Linked DNA regions of Homo sapiens: region 2 is linked to region 1. A link is an interaction called in ENCODE POLR2A ChIA-PET data of the cell type or tissue named here. Cell type or tissue: OCI-LY7. All regions are shown on one strand. Links, peaks and the distances in the headings refer to the core of each region. The heading gives the core; the rest is flanking DNA.

Region 1 (2,918 bases), core at 117-2,616:
TCTAAAAGAATCAAGAAAAAATTTTAAAAATCAGACCTATTTACAACACACAAAGAAAAAAATAGTATTGTTTGATATAATACTATCATGGGCTCCCCCACTGCACAAAAGATGCATAGAAATGTTTATCCTTTTCTGATAGCTCTTTTCTCCCAACGAAAACAGTGTATTAGCTATAGAATTAATAATTACTCAGAATGTGAAAGTTTGTTTTTCTTATTCCACTTAGTGAACATGCATTATCAACTGTGCAGATGGAAAAACACAGCTAATAAAAAACCAAGTATGAATCCACAGAACAAGCCTTCTTTACCTGTAATATTTGGGGTCATCTCTATCATCATCATAGTCTTCTAAGAATTCTTTTAGTCGTTTAGCTTCTTTGGCCTTTGAGGAAATAAGGACAATGTATAAAATTAACATACAAGTAATAAAGATTACTCTTCCCTTTTTTGTGTAAACAGATTTTTCTGACCCAGACATAAACCAAGAGTAAGAGGGAGACTTATAGGAATTTCTCTTCACATAATTTTAAGACAAACATGGCCGTTTCAATAAATGAAACTAAAGTTTCTCCTGGATCCCAGAATTCAAACCATATTTATAAATGTATATGTATTCAGCTATTTGGTTTAAATAAACTTGTTGGGCTAGCCTGGGAAACGGTGTTTTTATTATTTTCTATAGAGAAAATATTTTCTAATTTAAGTTGGAGCTATCTGTGCAGCTATCTCTCTACAGTTGTACATAAAATGTTTTTACTGTAAAATGAGATATGTATAAAATACCACTCTATGCCATAATAAATATAATAATACTTTGGTTAAAAAAAAGATTTTTCTTGTCCTCTTAAATTTTAGTTTTCATATACTCCATATATTAAGTATAGGTCACATTAGACATTTTAAATTTTTTACCTCTAAGAAAAGTCTGAATGAGGACGCATCTGTAAAATGCAAACTATATATATACGCTACGCTACAATAAATATGCTCTTTGAATATAATCTTCAAAATACAATACCTAAGCACACCAACAAAACTGGAGATTATCTTATTAAACGAAAAAATATGGCTGGGCGTGGTGGCACACGCCTGTAATCCCAGCACTTTGGGAGGCCAAGGCAGGCAGATCATTTGAGGACAGGAGTTTGAGACCATCCTGGCCAACATGGTGAAACTCCGTCTCTACTAAAAATACAAAATATTAGCTGGGTGTTGTGGCACACGCCTGTAATCCCAGCTACTCGGGAGGCTGAGGCAGGAGAATCGCTTATCGCTTGAACCTGGGAGGAGAAGGTTGCAGTGAGCCGAGATCACACCCCAGCCTGGGTGGCAGAGCAACACTCCGTCTCCACAAAAAAAAAAAAAAAGTATATACATATATATGTATACATGTATGTATATGTGTATATGTATATGGTTTTTAATTCCATTTTTAAGGTAGATGATACTATAAGAAATAGTTTTTAAGAAACGCAGAAATTTAAATCATGTTCATCAATCAATTTAAAGGTAATGCCCCCCAACTCTAAACCAATAGTAAACAATCCATGAGATAAAATGAATCTCTTAACTTACGGAATTTCAAATGCAACTATTATATCTAATAACAACAGTTCAACAATTTTAAAAATATGCAGATTCTTAAAAATAAGTTAATAAATTCTTGACTTAAATATTACTATATGACAAATTTACTTTGATGGTATACAAAAAGATAACTTTAGATGCAGCAAAAATTTGAAGAGGAAAAAAGATTTTGGTGTACTTAAATTGGCTCAAAATTACTCAAAATACATAAAAATTAAATTATACATGAATAGAGAAGCTTGTGCATTTCAATTATTAAGTTACTTGTAGTTAGCAGTAAAGATACAATCTGACTTTTTACCTGAAAAATCACTTATTTTAGCCTAGAATCTTACCATTTCTCTTCTTCTTTCTTCTTCTCTTTCAGCTTCTTTCTCATATTCCCGGGTTTTCTTTCGTTCTCTGATTTCCCAATTCTTAAGGCGCTAAAAAAATTAAATTTTCAAAGCTTTAAAAATTTATACATAGCATTCTATAAATATTGATTAACCTATTAAGGGATACCAAGATTTAAGAATAAAGGCATTTTCTCAACTTACCTCTTGATAAGCAGCTTCTTTCTCTCGGAGTTTTCTTTCAAGTTTTCTTCGTTCGTATGCATCTTCTTCATCTTCTTCTCGGTCCCGTTTTTTGTCTTTTTCTCTTTCTCGCTCCCGTTCCCTCTCTCGCTCTCTCTCTCGCTCCCGTTCTCGTTCTCGCTCTCGTTCTCTCTCTCTCTCTCTTTCCCGCTCTCGTTCCCTTTCACGATCTCTGCTTTTTTCTCTAATGTAAACAAAATATTTTACAAATCTGTCAGTCTACTTTCTGTTTTCAAGACCAAAGTAAAGGAGGACAACATACATTATGAAATAATATAAAATCTCACAGGCCAGAATCTAGCACTTGATTTCCATAAAACTATGTAACCTCCTCTACACTCATCAGAAAGACATAAATTGCAGTCCCAAATCCTAAAATGCATTCTAATACCTAATGCTTACTGGTATGTCAGAAAACAAATACAATCTGAATATAAAATAGTTATAAATCATTAAAATGAATGGTTAGTTAATGCCCATCATATACTGAAATAATAGTCAATCCCCTGATGGTGTAAAACAGAAAAAAGGAAAACTTAATTCCCAAAAGAAATATGAAGGACTAATGAATATGTTAAGAGATAGTTTAGCTTACTAGAGATCAAGGAGTAAGTGCTGGCACATGTGGAAAACAGAATTCTGACATGTTGCATGGATTAAGTTAGAACTTTTATAAGTATCAGCACTGAAAGTTCTCAAATATTTAATTAAGAGTGATAAAATCTAATCCCAACATTTTAAGAAGCCG
Region 2 (2,918 bases), core at 288-2,787, 100 kb after region 1:
TATTGCCTGAGGCCAGGAGTTCAAGACCAGCCTGGGCAACATAGAGAGACCCTGTCTCTACAAAAAATAAGTTTAGCCAGCTATGGTGGTGCACGCCAGTAGTCCTCCTAGCTACCTAGGAGGCTGAGGCAGGAGATTGATTGAGCCTGAGAGGTGGAGGCTGCAGTGAATCACTGTATTCCAACCTGGGCAACAGAGCAAGACCTGTCTTTAGAAAAAAAAAATTGGAGTAATGTATGATTGTAGTTGGTACAGATTAAATCTGTTTTTCCCAGGGGCCAGTACTGAAAAGACCTTGGTGCCAAACTACTTTTCTTAAGAGTGTTTTCCAGGTTTGTTGGGGTTTAACTTCTAGAATCTCTGACTGTGCTGTGTTGAACTTCCTTCCTTCCAAGGCTCTTTAGTTCCTTCCTCACCTCTTGGTTTCCCTTTTCAGGCCTCCTTGGAACAGAGCCGGTACATGGTCTTTCATTCTAGAATGATTCTGTGAGGGCTTGGAAGGAATCTCTCGAGGGAGAACATCATCATTCCCTTGGCCTGCTTGGGTCGCAGGTTGATGCTGGACACTTTTCACTACCATGAACTATTCTGAATTCTAAATTGGGGCTGGGCGCAGTGGCTTATCCCTGTAATCCCAGCACTTTGAGAGGCTAAGGCAGGCAGATCACCTGAGATCAGGGAGTTCGAGACCAGCTGGACAACATAAACCCTGTCTCTACTAAAAATACAAAAAATTACCTAGGTATGGTGGCACGTGTCTGTAGTCCCAGCTACTCAGGAGGCTGAGGCAGGATAATCGCTTGAACCAGGGAAGCAGAGGTTGCAGTAACCCAAGATTGCGGCACTGCACTCCAGCCTGGGCGACAGAGTTAGACTCTGTCTCAAAAAAAAAAAAAAAAAAAAAAAAGGAACTGGGGTGGGGGATCATTGAGTACAGTTATATTTCATTTTACAGACTCTTCTTGGGAGTCTATACAAAGTAAAAAGCTTTGGGTGAATTGGAGGGAGAGAGGGAGGTGCTGCTGGGTTTTGTAAAGGTTTTTAGACAGAGTCTTACTCTGTTGGCCAGGCTGGAGAGCAGTGGTGCAATCTCGGCTCACTGCAACCTACACCTCCTGGGTTCAAGTGATTCTCCCGCCTTAGCCTCCCGAGTAGCTGGGATTACAGGCATGTGCCACCACACCCAGCTAATTTTTATATTTTTAGTGGAGATGGGGTTTCACCACGTTGGCCAGGCTGGTCTCGAACTCCCTGCTTCAAGTGATCAACCTTCCTAGGCCTCCCAAAGTGCTGGGATTACAGGCGTGAGCCACCACGCCCAGCCTCGTAAAGATTAGTACAATATTAGATAGTTACTAAGAGCCAGCTCTAAAGCCAGTATGAATAATAATGTGTTTTGGCCGGGCGCGGTGGCTCACGCCTACAATCCCAGGACTTTGGGAGGCCCAGGCGGGCGGATCACGAGGTCAGGAGATTGAGACCATCCTGGCTAACACGGTGAAACCCCGTCTCCACTAAAAATACAAAAAATTCTCCGGGCGTGGTGGCGGGCCTGTAGTCCCAGCTACTCCAAAGGCTGAGGCAGGAGAATGGCCTGAACCGGGGAGGCGGAACTTGCAGTGAGCTGAGATCGTGCCACTGCACTCCAGCCTGGGCGACAGAGTGAGACTCCGTCTCATAAAAAAAAAAAAAATGTGTTTTGATTAGCAGGAGGTGGTTATCTGATGCAAGCAGTGAGCTCTTTCATTTTAGGTAGAATTCATTTAGATCTTACTACATTGCTGAATCAGCCCCCAAATGAGCAATTCACAGGTGCAAGCCCAGCTGCTGCTGCTGTGCACCTGGGTGTTTTCCCAGTGGACTGGTCTTTAATAATGGTTCACGTATCGAGTGCTTACTCCATGCCAGGCACTGTGCTATGCCTTTTACATACTTTATCTCTTTTAGTCCGCTGAGTGTCGCTAGGAGCTGGACATCTGTTATTATCTCATTTCCCTGAGGTGTTGAGTAGTTAAGTAACTTTCCCAAGGCCACACCATGGTTTCAAAGCCTGTAGTGGCATTCAGGTGTTTTGGACTCGCCTGAGGCCTAGCAAGCTTGGGGAAGATGGAAGGCAAAAGTTGGGGAGGGGTGGCTTTGGTATCCCTCCTGCGTTTGCTGTTGGTAAGGCCAGTGACCATTTCAAACATGTTGTCAACTTGGATGGGGTGGCCAGTTGGCCGAGCTCAGGGCCAGGTAACCTATTTAACTCCAGGATTGGAGCACCATGGGGTCACTGAGTGTAGACAAGCCGAACAAGTAGAGCTGGAGCTTCGTTCCTTCCTGGGCCCTTCCTTCCCTCATCAAAGGGAATCTTCTTATTTTTCTCTGCCTTTCCCTCCCTGACTGAAAACCGGTCTTGCTACCACCTAGGCTAGGCTGTTCTCTCCTTTCTGGCTTAGGGAAAAATACTCATGTGTTAAGGATGAATTTAGTAGTATATCAGGAAGCAAAGTAACATGAAAGGCAGAGAACTGTGCCAGAGAAGTGTGGTTTCAGTGTGCCAGCATTTTCCTGCGTATCTGTTTATTTGGTTAATTAGCACCTGCAAAGATGGTTATAGCCTCCTTTTTTTTTTTTTTTTGAGACGGGGTCTCACTGTCACCCAGGCTGGAGTACAGTGGCGTGATCTCGGCTCACTGCAAACTCTCCCCAGGCTCAAGCAATTCTCCCACCTCAGCCTCCTGAGTAGTTGAGATTACAGGGACGTGCCGCAACGCCTGGCCAATTTTTTGTATTTTTAGTAGAGATAGGGTTTTGCTAGGTTGCCAAGGCTGGTCTCAAACCCCTGGGCTCAAGTGATCCATCTGCTTTGGCCTCCCACAGTGCTGGGATTACAGGTGTGAGCCACTGCACCTGGCCTAGCCTCCTTTCACATG

What was found. Peaks named below come from ENCODE experiments on the same cell type or tissue, not always from the same donor. Only the 100,000 strongest peaks of a DNase experiment are listed, where the experiment ranks them.
Region 2: POLR2A ChIA-PET joins it to region 1 with 6 read pairs; 7 of 35 experiments call an interaction of 5 or more read pairs at or near these places.

What each region holds. Positions count from the first base shown.
Region 1 is chr14:73,105,295-73,108,212 of GRCh38, reverse strand. It overlaps RBM25 (RNA binding motif protein 25), which reads right to left. Exons shown (of 19, transcript NM_021239.3): 11 at 2,132-2,354; 12 at 1,928-2,017; 13 at 314-387. Among named protein-coding and RNA genes, the nearest start is that of PSEN1, 30 kb to the left of the region's middle. In OCI-LY7, for the core only: no CTCF peak of the experiment used is centred there; no DNase peak of the experiment used is centred there.
Region 2 is chr14:73,004,699-73,007,616 of GRCh38, reverse strand. All of the region lies in intron 2 of ZFYVE1 (zinc finger FYVE-type containing 1), which reads left to right. Among named protein-coding and RNA genes, the nearest start is that of ZFYVE1, 21 kb to the left of the region's middle. In OCI-LY7, for the core only: no CTCF peak of the experiment used is centred there; a DNase peak (open chromatin) is centred at 1,816; H3K27ac peaks cover 840 bases.